4 separate regions of the Homo sapiens genome follow, and regions 2, 3 and 4 are each linked to region 1. A link is a contact called in ENCODE Hi-C or POLR2A ChIA-PET data. All regions are on one chromosome and are shown on one strand. The core of a region is the stretch at or near the end of the contact, and the rest is flanking DNA. Distances in the headings are between cores, read along the strand shown. Region 1 holds the start of TAB1 (TGF-beta activated kinase 1 (MAP3K7) binding protein 1). Region 2 holds the start of TOMM22-DT (TOMM22 divergent transcript). Region 3 overlaps FAM83F (family with sequence similarity 83 member F). Region 4 holds the start of ADSL (adenylosuccinate lyase).

Region 1 (3,396 bases), core at 563-3,062:
TTTTTTTTTTAAATGGTGGGGGTCAGGGAGAGATGGCTTGCAAATGAATGTTTGTTTAATTTTATAAAAAGCAGGCAGGTGCCAGGTGCAATGGCTCACGCCTGTAATCTCGGCACTTTGGGAGGCGAAGGCAGGTGGATCACCTGAGGTCGGGAGTTCAAGACCAGCCTGACCAACATGGAGAAACCCCATCGCTACTAAAAATACAAAATTAGCCAGACGTGGTGGCGCATGCCTGTAATCCCAGCTACTTGGGAGGTTGAGGCAGGAGAATCGCTTGAACCTGGGAGTCAAACATCTCTCTACCAATGGGACCCTGTCAATGGCTTGCTTAGAAGGCAACAACTTCCCTCTGTCCTCCAGATGAATAAACTCCTGCCTGGGGCCCACTTGGTCAGAGCCTGTCCCTACAACCCCTTCATCTCTCTCCTCCAACTCTGTGCAAGCCACAGTGGGCTCCCGTGACAAGTGTGCTTTTTTTTTTTTTTTTTTTAAGACAGAGTCTCACTCTGTTGCCCAGGTTGGAGTGCAGTGGAGTGATCTCAGCTCACTCACTGCAACCTCCACCTCCCAGGTTCGTGATTCTCCTGCTTCAGCCTCCCAAGTAGCTGGGATTACAGGCGTGCACCACCATGCCTGGCTAATTTTTTGTAGTTTTAGTAGAGATGGGGTTTCACCATGTTGGCTGGACTGATCTCGAACTCCTGACCTCAGGTGATCCACCGGCCTCGGCCTCCCAAAGTGCTGGGATTACAGGCATGAGCCACCGCGCCTGCCCCCGGCAGAATGTCTTATATACATAAATGTTGTCCTCTCCAATTAAAATGTTAACATTTTAGGTTGGGCGGGGTGGCTCACACTTGTAATCCCAGCACTTTGGGAGGCCCAGGCAGAAGAATCGTTTTAGGCCAGGAGTTTGAGACCAGCCTGGCCAACATAGCGGTACTCCGTCTCTACAAAAAATGTAAAAGATTAGCTGGGCGTGGTGGCGGGCGCCTGTAACCCCAGCTACTCGGGAGGCTGAGGCAGGAGAATCGCTTCAACCCGGGAGGCAGAGGTTGCAGTGAGTCCAGATCACGCCACTGCATTCCAGCCTGGGCGACAGAGCAAGCCTCCGTCTCAAAAATAACATAACATAACATAACATAAAATAATAATAAAATGAAATGAAATAAAATAAAATAAAATGTTAGCTTTTTGAAGGCCTGTCCTGCTCGCTGCAGAACCCACTATAGAGCCAAGCAGGGTCACCTAGGTAGCATTTGCTGAGTGAATGAATTGTCCTCCCCTTACCAACTGTGTTCACAAAGAACCCTCAGGAGTTCAAGACCAGCCTGGCCAACATGGCGAAACCCCGTTTCTACTAAAAATACAAAAATTAGCCGGGCGTGGTGGCTCATGCCTGTAGTCCCGGCTACTCCGGAGGCTGGGGCAGGAGAGGCGGGCACCTGTAATCCCAGCTACTCGGGAAGCTGAGGAAGGAGAATCGCTTGAGGCCGGAAGGCAGAGGTTGCAGGGAGCTGTGATCGCGCCACTGCACTCCAGCCTGGGTGACAGAGTGAGACCCTATCTCAAAAAATAATAAAGATGGGCGAGGAGCAATCGGCCCCGAGGAAAAGACAAAACAAAACAACAACAACAACAACAACAACAAAACGTGCAAGAGCGCGCCTGCGCACACGGTCCGCTACGACCCCCATCCCTCTTCGGGCGTGGGGTGGCGCTGGGCGCATGCTCCCCGGCAGCGCGGTCATCCTCGCCTCCTTCGGGCCGCTCTAGCCGCCCCACTCGCTGCTCTGCGGGGAGGCGGGCGCTCCCGCAGGGGTTCCTCCAAGATGGCGGCGCAGAGGAGGAGCTTGCTGCAGAGTGTGAGGAACAGGCCCGCTCTCTGGGCTTGGGGTTGGGAGCCTGGGCGGGGGTGCTGTCGGGTGCAGGAACGGCTCCTTCTCCGAGTTTGGACAGCCACCCTCTCCGTGGTGGGGTGTGTCAGCCACCTTCTCCTCTCCTCGGGCTGGCCCCCTCGTTCCCGAGGCCAGGGCGTGTGTGCGCGGCGGGCCCGGCCCCCGGGTCAAGGGCGCCGGGGCTGTGGGCTGCTGCTGCCGGGCGTCGAGGGCGGGAGCGTCCTGGAGCCAGAAGGGAACACGGCGGGCGGCAGCAGAGCTATCCGAGTCTCGAGCCCACTGCGACACCGAGCAGACGTGCAATGATAATAACAGCAGCATCCACAGTGTACCGCTTACTGCATCCCCGGCGTTGTGTTAATTGCTTTACATTTGTCAGTTTCATTTTCGTAGCAGCCCCCTGAGATAGGTGCTACTGTTATTCCTATTTGACAGACTGAGACACTGAGGTGGTCGTTTGCCTAAGGCCACACAAATGGTACGTATTGAGGCAGGATTAAAATCAGGCAGTGTGATTCCAGAAACCCCCTTAACCCCTGGGCTGTACTAAAGGAATGACCAGTGGTAGCTGTCACTGGGTTCTGGTCCTGGCTCTGACTGTGTCTCCCTCAGCCTCAGTTTCCTTCTCCTAAGGCGAGAGCGCTGAGTGGAAGAATTGTCTTCAGACTCATCCCTACCCCCGGTCTGGACCCTCATGGGTTTGGCGCTGTCTTCCAGGCCCTGCGTCCTCTGACGCGTATGTGCACATAGATGCACACACATGTTGGCACCATGGACTACTCTGACCTACCAGGGTAGGGTGCTGGCCTCCTGGGTCCTTCCTATGCATGGCACTGTTAGAATTGTCTATGGACTTGTCTGCCTCCTGTACTAGAAAGTAAACTCCGCCGGGCGCGGTGGCTCATGCCTGTAATCCCAGAACTATGGGAGGCTGAGGCGGGTGGATCACGAGGTCAGGAGATCAAGACCATCCTGGCCAACATGGTGAAACCCCGTCTTTACTAAAAATACAAAAATTAGCCGAGCGTGGTGGGGGCGCCTGTAGTCCCAACTATTCGGGAGGCTGAGGCAGGAGAATTAGCTTGAACACAGGAGGCGGAGCTTGCAGCGAGCCAAGATCGGGCCACTGCACTCCAGCCTGGAGCGACAGAGCGAGACTGTGTCTCAAAAAAAAAAAAAAAAAAAAAACGAAAGTAAACTCCTTGAGGACAGGGACCTGTGATCTCTTGTTTACCGCTGTGTCTCTATTATCTATCACCATGTGCTGGGCACTCAATAAATACATTTGTGAAAGGATGAGTAAAGGTTTGTAGCCAGGTCCAGTGCTCGCCCTTGGCGTCACAGAGGTGAGTAGACATTGGCTCAGGGATAACCTGGAACCAGAGCCTTGAAATTATTCTCCCAGGAGCACAGTTCCCAGGCCTCCCCAGTGGGGATTGCTGTCTTCCCCTCCACACCTTTACTACTCCTTTATTTTATTACTGCTGGGCACGTC
Region 2 (3,197 bases), core at 387-2,886, 720 kb before region 1:
GTTGCAGTGAGCTGAGATCATGCCACTGCACTCCAGCCTGGGCGACAGAGCAAGACTCCATCTCAAAAACAAACACACAAACTCAAACAAAAATTTATATCTGCATACTTTCTGACCAGCTCACCTACTTACTAGAAATCTATGTACTATGCCTCAGTTTCCTCATTTCTAAAATGGGGATAACAGTGCCTACCCCAGTGAGCTGCTGTGAAGATTAAAGGAGGACACACCGCACCCACCCACACCCACAGGCACCAGAGCACCTGGTATTTAGGTGTTAACTCTTACCTTTGTTTGGTACATAGGGAAGATTTACCTGATGTTTTCCCAAAAGACCTGCAAGACACTAATTTATTCCTACCAAGTAAAACATGGCTCAGGAAAACGAAACTGGATCAGTGTCTCTCTAAAACAGCCCAAGAAGCAGGCCAAGGAGATGGACAAGGAAGATAAATCTTTGGCCCTGGTCACAGGCCGAATTAAGAAATCCGGCAAGGTGGGGCGCAGTGGCATAGGCCTGTAATCCTAGGACTTGGGGAGGCTGAGGCAGTCGGATTGCTTGAGTCTCGGAGTTCAAGACCAGCCTAGGCAACACAGTGAAACCCTGTCTTTATATATATATGTATGTGTGTGTGTGTGTGTGTGTGTATATGTGTGTATGTATATATACATAATACGTATATATGTATACGTATGTATATATATACATATATACACATACCTATATACACATATATACATATATACACATATATACATATATATACATATATACGTATATATATACACACACATAAAATATATATTATATATAATATATAACTATATATAGGCCAGGTGCGGTGGCTGATGCCTGTAATGCCAGCACTTTGGGAGGCCGAGGCGGGCAGATCACTTGAGGTCAGGAGTTCAAAACCAGCCTAGCCAAATGGTGAAACCCCGTCTCTACTAAAAATACAAAAAATTAGCGGGGCGTGGTTGGTGGTGCATGCTGAGGCAGGAGAATCGCTTGAACCTGGGAGGCGGAGCTTGCAGTGAGCCGGGATCACACCACTGCACTCCATCCAGTCTGGGCGACAGAGCGAGACTCCGTCTCAAAACAAAACCAACAACAACAACAACAACAAAAAGCTAAAATCTTACAAAAAGCGACCTGTTCCACTGTCCCTTGGGCCTGCGGTGATGGTGGGCCTGACTCCATTCGTCTTTAAACATCTCTATTCCCGGCCACATCTTTGGCCACCTATGCTCGAATAAAGTGTTGTCTTGGAGCCTGTTGTAAATTTAAGAATAAACTTTTGTTAAAAAAAAAAATACAGTGGCTCATCATCTCTTGAGTTGTTTTCACTCAGCCACTCCTACCTTAGCTGTGAACTTAAAGTAAAACAAGCCCCCAGAATCTTGCCAGAGTCAGCCCTTTGATCTTTGTTCTCCCCTGAACTCTATTACCTGGAATTAAAACAACGCATTTGAAAAAAAGAAAAACAAGCAAGTTTCTGAGCTCACCCTATACCCGCTGAACAGAATGACTGCGGTGGCGCCCCAGAACCTCTCACAGGCCTCTCAGCTGCTGCTAATGCCCGCCGAAGCCCCGACGCCCGGATAAGGCCAGGGCTGCCGGACCCGCTGCGGGCACTGGAGGACCCGGGGCTAGAGGGCGCCGCTCTCGCCCGGCTCGCGCCTCGGCTCCCGGAAAAGCAGCTCTGTCCGCCGTTCGGCTGCGCTCACCTCCTTTCCGCTTCCGGTGTCCCCTACAGTCATGGCTGCCGCCGTCGCTGCTGCCGGTGCAGGGGAACCCCAGTCCCCGGACGAATTGCTCCCGAAAGGCGACGCGGAGAAGCCTGAGGAGGAGCTGGAGGAGGACGACGATGAGGAGGTACTAGGGCCTCGCGGGGTGCAGAGCGGGAAGCGGGCCCGCTCGTGGGTGTGGGATCCGCGTGGTACGGGATCGGAGCGAAGCGGCTGCTTTGGGAGGCGGGGTTAGGGGCCCTGCTGGGCCCTGGGTGCCCTAGCTCCAGTGGGGCTCGGCGGCTCCCAGTGCCGCAGCGGGGCCAGGAATGGATGTCGCTTTTTCGGCTAAGACCCGCGTCTACTCCACCACAGCTAGATGAGACCCTGTCGGAGAGACTATGGGGCCTGACGGAGATGTTTCCGGAGAGGGTCCGGTCCGCGGCCGGAGCCACTTTTGATCTTTCCCTCTTTGTGGCTCAGAAAATGTACAGGTAAGGAACGAGGGCAAAGGCACTGGGTACGTGCATGGGATGGTCGTGGTGCTGTGAAAGAACACGGGGTTTGGAAGCAGCAGACCCGTGTTGGGTGACCTTGGGCTTGTACCCTATCCTTTCTTAGTTTCCTCTTCTGTAAAATGGGGATTCTTACCTGGCAGGGGAGTTGTGGGGGTTATTTCAGATTGTTGGAGATAATTAATGAATAAGGAGCTTTGTAAGAACTCAGGAGAATGTTAAACCGCCATCACTAGATGATACAGCTACCATAGCTGCTCCTCCTGTCTCTGGTAGGAGTATGGTGTAAGGAGCGGGTAGAATACGTTTATCAAAAACATTGGAGTATGTAATGTGAGAGGTTTGGTTACTGGGTAGTTCTTGCCTGTTTTGTTTGCATGTCTTCATGCTCACCCTCTGGGGATTTTCCTCTGCAGGTTTTCCAGGGCAGCCTTGTGGATTGGGACCACTTCCTTTATGATCCTGGTTCTTCCCGTTGTCTTTGAGACGGAGAAGTTGCAAATGGAGCAACAGCAGCAACTGCAGCAGCGGCAGGTGAGCCCAGACCTTGGGCTTTTTGCCAGTGGTGGAGACGCAAGTTATTTCACTAACACATTGGTCCCCAACCTTTTTGGCACCAGGGACTGGTTTCATGGAACACAGTTTTTACATGGATGGTGGGTTGGGGGTGGCCGGGGGTCGGGGGGGGGGTTCTGGATGATTCAAGTGCATTACATTTATTGTGCACTGAATTTCTATTATTACATTGTAATATATAATGAAATAATTCTATAACGTAGAATGAGTGGGAGCCCTGAGCTTGTTTTCCTGCAACTAGACAGTCCTGTCTGGGGGTGATGGGAGACAGTGACAGATCATCAGGCATTAGATTTTCATAAGGAGCTTGCAACCTAGATCCCTCGCATGCACTGTTCACAAGGGTTTGTGTTCCTATGAGAATCTAACACTGCTGCT
Region 3 (3,405 bases), core at 330-2,829, 620 kb after region 1:
CCACTGTGGCTCGAAAGCTTATCAACCCCAAGTACGCCTTGGTGTCAGGCTGCCGCCACCCGCCTGGGGAGATGATGCGCTGGGCTGCCCGGCAACAGCGGGAGGCGGGCGGCAACCCGGAGGGGCAGGAGGAGGGCGCCAGCGGTGGCGAGTCGGCCTGGCGCCTGGAGAGCTTCCTGAAAGACCTGGTTACGGTGGAGCAGGTGCTGCCCCCCGTGGAGCCCATCCCCTTGGGAGAGCTGAGCCAGAAGGATGGCAGGATGGTCTCTCACATGCACAGAGACCTGAAGCCCAAATCCCGAGAGGCACCCAGCCGAAACGGCATGGGAGAAGCGGCCCGGGGGGAGGCCGCCCCCGCCAGGCGCTTCAGCAGCAGGCTCTTCAGTCGCCGAGCCAAGAGGCCTGCGGCGCCCAATGGCATGGCCAGCTCTGTCTCCACCGAGACCTCTGAAGTGGAGTTTCTGACGGGGAAGAGGCCCAACGAGAATTCCAGTGCTGACATCTCAGGTGAGCCCTCTTCCCTCTGGCCTGGTGCCTCCCCAGGCCTCTGGCCCTCGCCCCGCATCGGCTCTTATCCAGGAGCACTGCCTCATACCTGCAGAGGAGTAGATTCCATCTGTGGGCACAGAGAGGGCAGGAGCTCTGGGGTTCCGGGGTCCTTGGTTCCCATTCTGGCCCCGGCCATTAGCTGCCTGGAGGCCTTGGGCAAGTCCTGCAGCTCTGAGTTTCATTTTCCTCTTCTCTGAAAAAAGAGAAGGATTCCAGGCTTGGCATGGAGGGGTCTCAGAGCTTCTAATGCTACTGCTAGAAGGCATTCAGATCAGCCCTCATGGTAACCCAACAAATCAAATAAGCTGAGAAACTTTCTCCTTTGTAAGTGAAGAAACGGGGGCTCTGCACAGTGGGGTGCATGGCTGCAGCTCGACCCTGGCTCTGAGTTGAGGGCTCTTTCTAGCAAACCTTTTCCCTTGCCAGATCACCTATTGTCAGGATCTCACCTGGTTAGACACACCCCACCCTCCCCTGTACCCTACTGGTGCCCTGACCCAGTTTCCTGTCTCTGTGACGGGCAGTCCGACTTGGTTTCTCCACGTCCCTCTGCTGAGTGCTGTCTGCCCAGCTGCTTGTCCCTGGGTGGGATTGTTCCATGGCAGCGTCTTTCTGGGCATCTCTCTGGGATCCCCAGGAGGCCCTGGACTTTATGTCTCTCTCTGCAGCAGTCTCTGGGGTGGCCTTTCAGGTGGCTGGTGGCGGTGCCTTTCTCATCTCTGCATCCCTGAGTCAGGGGACTTTCCATGGTGGGGTTTCTCCCTCCATCGCTGTGGAGCCCAGTGATGAGAACTGGGCTCTGGCTGGCCAGGTGGGCGATGGCAGGGCCTGAGGTCTTGTGTGCCCGGCCCAAGGGCTTCCAGGACTCCTGCATTCCTGCACACCAGCTTTAACCGGATTGTGATGGTGTGAGAGCAGGGAGCACAAGTGTCATCCCCTCTGCTAATTCCCCAGCACTGCTTTGGAGTCTGACACATTCTGTGCTCAGGAAATGTTGGCTAACTTTGCTTCTTGGAGTTGGAACAGGCCTGGGCGCCTCTGTGGCTGTGGGCACAGTGGGAGTGTCAGGGCGTTCCTTCTGTTTGGCCTGGAGACGTTGACTGAGCTGCTGGCTTGCCAGGTCCTGCACAGGCACTCTCTCTCCCCTTCTGCCCCCACAACCACCCTTCAAGCACAGAGGTGGCAGATGGCTCGGAGAGGTGAATGAAGTGGTCCCAGGTCACAGGAAGTGGTAGTAAGGCCAGGATTCAAGACCAGGCATGGGCACAGCCATGTTCTGTCAGGGGAGGGGTGGCTGGCCCCATCCCCATTCCTCCTGGGCTCCCTGGCTCCCCTAACACCAGCTGCTGCTGCTGCTGCTGCTCCTGCTCTGTACCTCTGGTTTGGAGGAAGGGTTGCCATGGTGAACACCTGGCAAGGGAGCGAGGGGAAGAGGGGAAGGAGGTGGAAGAGGGGAAGGAGGGGGCGAGCCGACAGCAGCAAGGACTATTTCCCGAGTCCTGACTGAAGTGGAGTGGAAGCTTTCTCTTCCTTCAGCCCCTCGCCCTGAGATGCAGTTTCCATGGAAACTCAAAGCCCATTGTCTTGTCCCTTCCCGCTGCCTTCTGCGTGTCCCTCCACATCCATGTCCCTGCTCCCACATCTCGGGTGGTCACGGCGGCCCTGCCCCTGCTGCCGCTCTCTGGTGTCTGCACATGGTGCCCAGGAGCCAGCCTTGCAGACACAGACGGTACCCTTGGGAAGCTCCTCTCCAGGGCACCTGATGCTGGGATAGAGAGAGAGAGGGAATAGTGAGGGCGAGGGCACGGACAGCCAGGAAGGTCCGGGGATGCCCGGAACCATCATCCCGTTCCTTGTCCGTCCTTTAGACGAACACAGAGCAGCCTCCTCCGGTAAGGCTTCTGCCCACCTGGGTGGGCGCCCAGTACCTGCAGTCCTGAAATTCACGCACCTTTCCTCTCCCTCCCAAGGCCTGAGGGAGAAGCAGCAGCTCCTCTCCTGTCTTTTGCTGGTTTTGTTTGTTTTTAAGACAATGTCTCGCTGGAGTGCAGTGGTGCGACCACAGCTCATTGCAACCTCAACCTCCTCGGTTCAAGCGATTCTCCCACCTCAGCCTCCTGAGTAGCTGGGCTCACAGGTGTGTGCCACCATGCCTGGCTAATTTTTTAAATTGTTTGTATAGACAGGGTCTCATCATGTTGCCCAGGCTGGTCTCCTGGCCTCAAGTGATCCTCCTACCTCTGGGCCTCCCAAAGCGCTGGGATTATAGGCACAAGCCACCGCGCCTGGCCAGGAGCTCCTCTCCTAAGAGGCCCTTTTTCACGGCCTCCAGCTTCCCACACCATGGCCAAGTGGGGCTGCTTCAGTGTCTCCCCTCAGGCAGCAGCAGCTAAGCAGCCAGGACTGCATGTGTGAGAAGGTGGGCCCCTGACAGCATGGGGCACCCACCGTGGGAATCAGTGAGAACCTGAGCTCCTGCCTTTGGGCCCCCATGCAGGGAAAGTGTCCCCTTCCCCTGGTAAATGTTCAGAACCTCCCAGAGCAGCTGCCACCTGGCTCTCAATTCGGGACACATTGCTCCCTGTACCCAGGACACATCCGTCCCCTCCCTGGGGCTGTGTTCTCATCTAGAAGGTGGGGGAGTGCACCATTGAGGGTTTCCGAGGTCCCCTGGAGTTCAGATTCTGCCTCTGTTCTTTCTGTCTCTGCTGCCCTCTTGTCAAGGGAGAACCTGAGTTGATGACAGTTTCTGTCATAAGAGAAAAAATAGAAAAAGCTCAGAGCTGACAGCCTGTAAAATTGCTTGATAAGGAGTATATAGTTGTCAAACAGCATGCAAATTTTTGCAAACCCAGG
Region 4 (3,043 bases), core at 108-2,607, 950 kb after region 1:
GAGCTAGGAGTTAAGTGCAGGTGGAGAGGGTGCAGGCACCCGGCTCTTTTCGTTTGTTTTGTTTTTGAGACAGGGTCTCACTGTTGCCTAAGCTGTAGTGGCAAAATCATGGCTTACTGCAGCCTCAACATCCTGGGCTCAAGTGATTCTCCCACCTCAGCCTCCCAAGTAGCTGGGACTACAGGTGCACACCACCATACCCAGTTAATTTTTGTATTTTTTGTAGAGACAGTGTTTCATCATGTTGCTCAGGCTGGTCTCCAACTCCTGGACTCAAGCGATCTGCCCAGCTCAGCCTCCAAAGTGCTGAGATTATAGGCGTGAGTCACCGTGCCCAGCTGAGACACCTGGCTCTTACAGCTCCAGATGAACCCTTTCCTGTGTGATCACCCCACTGGCACTCCAGACTGAACAACATAGCAAGACCCTGTCAAAAAAAAAAAAAAGGGGGGGGGCCACTTGAGTGTTTCTATTTCTATTTATTTATTTAATTCTTTTATTTTTTGGAGACGGAGTCTCGCTCTGTCGCCCAGGCTGGAGTGCAGTGGCGCGATCTTGGCTCACTGCAACCTCCGCCTTCCGGGTTCAAGAAATTCTCCTGTCTCAGCCTCACAAGTAGCTGAGACTACAGGTACAGGCCGCCATGCCCGACTAATTTTTTGTATTTTAGTAGAGACAGGGTTTCACGTGTTGCCCAGGCTGGTCTCAAACTCCTAAGCTCAGGAAATCTGCCTGCCTCGACCTCCCGAAGTGCTGGGATTACAGGCGTAGGCCACCGCAGCCGGCTCACTGGGGGCGCAGTAAATGCCGATTTCCCTTGGGTATCTTCATTTCTCCTTAGAGCCGAGCTCGGTGCGCCGCGGGCAGGAGTGGGTGGGGCGACAGTAATAAGAGTAACAGCAAGCGTACACACGGCCTTCCAAGTGTGCCAGACACCGCTCTAACACTGAATCCGCACAACCCGAAAGGCAGGCCTTTTTTTTTTTTTTTTTTTTTGCTTTTTGTTTTTTAGAGACGGGAGGGTCTCCCTGTGTTGCCCAGGCTGGTCTCGATCTGTCGGCCTCAAGCGATCCTCCGGTCTGGGGCCCCCACAGTGCTGGGATTACAAGCGTGAGCCACCGCGCCCGGCCAAGGAAGTCTTAATGTACCTCTTTTCAGACAGGAAAACTAAAGTGTAGCGCGGCTAAGTAACGTAGGAAGCATCAATCATGTTTCTGGTCAAAGAAGCGAACCAAGTCAATTCTCAGGCAGAAGCAGCGGAGATTCTCCGCAGCCGGCAGCGCCCAGGGCGCCCGGAACCCAGAGAGCGAGACCGCGTGAAGGAAGTCCCGCCCCGCCCCGTCCTGCCCTGGCCTCCAGGTTTCCGCTTCCGCTCTTCCCTGGTCCAGTCCACCCTGGCGGGGTCGCAGGGTTGGGATGGCGGCTGGAGGCGATCATGGTTCGCCCGACAGCTACCGCTCACCTCTTGCCTCCCGCTATGCCAGCCCGGAGATGTGCTTCGTGTTTAGCGACAGGTATAAATTCCGGACATGGCGGCAGCTGTGGCTGTGGCTGGCGGAGGCCGAGCAGGTAACGGATCCCGGGCTGAGGGGCTGGGCCGGGAGGGACGGGCCCGCCCCAGCACGTGCCGGGCTCTGTTCCGGGCTGGGCTTAGCCACCCCGGAGCTGCGGCCCGGCTATTTTCAGCTGGGTGTTCCCTGTCCTGAGGAGCTGCGGCCCCAGGAAAGCAAGGGCAGGAGATCCGGGAGCCGCCACCTGTTGCCTCACGTGTTCTCAGTCCGAGAGGGTTCGAGACGCGGAGGAGGCTGGGAGAAATTCAGCCTGTAGTTTCAGGGAATTCATTTTGGCCATCCCCGCAGGAGTACGCTGCTAACCACAGACACCGAGCGCTTGTTTCGTACTGTTGTGCTCATTATTTCACTAATCTTTTCTTGTGTAATCCATGAAGATCTTGCAGGCTTGATGGTGTTTTTCCCACATTGCAGGGGAGAACAAAGCCCGGACAGCTTGTTGTTTGCCCTAGCCCATCCAGCTATTAAGAACGGAACTGGGATTTGAACCTGGGTGCACTCCAGAGCCTGAGCTGAGCACGTAGCCCCTTGGTTTTCCACAGTGCCTGTGTAGTTAGTGACAGGACTGGAATGCTTGTTTTCTAGGCCACCGTTTCTGCCTCACTGGCCTCCGCTTTGCCTCTTAGGAGAAGACTCCGGGTAGGGGTTTATTAAACGGGGTTTATAATTTCTTTTCTAAGGGCTGCATAGAGAACTTCTTAGCCCAGCGGTTTCAGAAATAGCTCCAGAAGAGTTGAAGCAAACTGAAGGTGATCCAGAGAGCGATAATGTTTCTCCTCAAGTTTCAGAGGAAAGTGCCACAACGAGCAAGTTGGCAATGCCCTCTCAAACGGCACAGTAAACATGGAAACAATTTGACTTCGGGCCTAGGACCTGTACCATGGAACTCTCCAAACAGGAAACTTTCATTCTAGATTCCCTCCCTCCCCTTATCACTGCCCTCCAAAATATTGGGCGATACACTACAATAATAGCAGACATTCAGATAGTGCCTTCTGAGACCCAGGTCTTAACCCTTTACACATGGTTGCTTATTAATCCTCCAAACAACCCTGAAGAGTAGGTATGAAATACTATGACTGTACCTGTTTTACAGATGGAAGAATGAAGCATCAACTTAATAAACTCTTGGCGTAGATAGCGATAGTAGTAGACCTTAATCATGTGTTGTGGTTTGTGATGTACTAGTGTGTACTCTTTCTATTTCATCTGATATTCTATTCTGTAGATGAGGGTAGTGGTACTCAAGACTTTGCCAGGGTCGCCAAAGCTAGTAAATGGCTTCAAGCTGGAATTGGAATGTAGAGTCTGAGTATGTGTTCTTTGTGTTGGCCTAAAATGCATACAATTTTGGCTTTGGATTATCTGTTAGGGTGTCAAAATTACCATAAATTGCATAATAACTTAGTAGCTAAGAAAAAACTTGGAGAATAAGAGATTAGGAGGAATGCAGAAAATTTGTAGTAAGGAAA

Evidence for each region. A loop is a pair of places that touch in the nucleus more often than their neighbours do. ChIA-PET counts read pairs that join two places held with the same protein, here RNA polymerase II (POLR2A). Pooled maps may share reads with other maps.
Region 2: a map of B cell shows a loop between it and region 1 (13-fold over the local background). The contact joins the promoter of TOMM22-DT here to the promoter of TAB1 in region 1. A Hi-C loop is called at or near these places in 1 of 168 maps with a recorded cell type or tissue (B cell), 1 of 37 single-sample maps with no recorded cell type and 7 of 50 pooled maps. POLR2A ChIA-PET finds 5 or more read pairs at or near these places in 1 of 52 experiments (T-cell).
Region 3: a pooled map shows a loop between it and region 1 (3-fold over the local background). The contact joins the enhancer-like site here to the promoter of TAB1 in region 1. A Hi-C loop is called at or near these places in 1 of 168 maps with a recorded cell type or tissue (vagina), 2 of 37 single-sample maps with no recorded cell type and 2 of 50 pooled maps.
Region 4: a loop to region 1 is called in a pooled map, with 10 times the contacts of the local background. The contact joins the promoter of ADSL here to the promoter of TAB1 in region 1. A Hi-C loop is called at or near these places in 7 of 50 pooled maps.

What each region holds. Positions count from the first base shown.
Region 1 is chr22:39,397,968-39,401,363 of GRCh38, forward strand. TAB1 (TGF-beta activated kinase 1 (MAP3K7) binding protein 1) reads left to right here and starts at 1,813. Exons shown (of 11, transcript NM_006116.3): 1 at 1,813-1,868. The coding sequence starts at 1,836. RefSeq lists an enhancer at 1,752-1,871 and a silencer at 2,032-2,171.
Region 2 is chr22:38,680,220-38,683,416 of GRCh38, forward strand. TOMM22-DT (TOMM22 divergent transcript) reads right to left here and starts at 1,637. Exons shown (of 2, transcript XR_007068097.1): 1 at 1,507-1,637. It overlaps TOMM22 (translocase of outer mitochondrial membrane 22), which reads left to right and starts at 1,738. Exons shown (of 4, transcript NM_020243.5): 1 at 1,738-1,876; 2 at 2,104-2,222; 3 at 2,660-2,777. The coding sequence starts at 1,760. RefSeq lists enhancers at 1,526-2,725, 1,772-1,841 and silencers at 1,572-1,641, 2,032-2,081.
Region 3 is chr22:40,021,457-40,024,861 of GRCh38, forward strand. It overlaps FAM83F (family with sequence similarity 83 member F), which reads left to right. Exons shown (of 5, transcript NM_138435.4): 4 at 1-507. Among named protein-coding and RNA genes, the nearest start is that of TNRC6B-DT, 21 kb to the right of the region's middle. RefSeq lists enhancers at 1,224-1,724, 1,725-2,225. Within about 2 kb of position 1,580, at least 2 of the 41 ENCODE cell types and tissues checked have a DNase peak (open chromatin) inside an H3K27ac peak, as active enhancers do.
Region 4 is chr22:40,345,143-40,348,185 of GRCh38, forward strand. It overlaps ADSL (adenylosuccinate lyase), which reads left to right and starts at 1,358. Exons shown (of 13, transcript NM_000026.4): 1 at 1,358-1,569. The coding sequence starts at 1,417. RefSeq lists enhancers at 873-1,386, 1,387-1,900, 1,901-2,413 and a silencer at 1,611-1,700.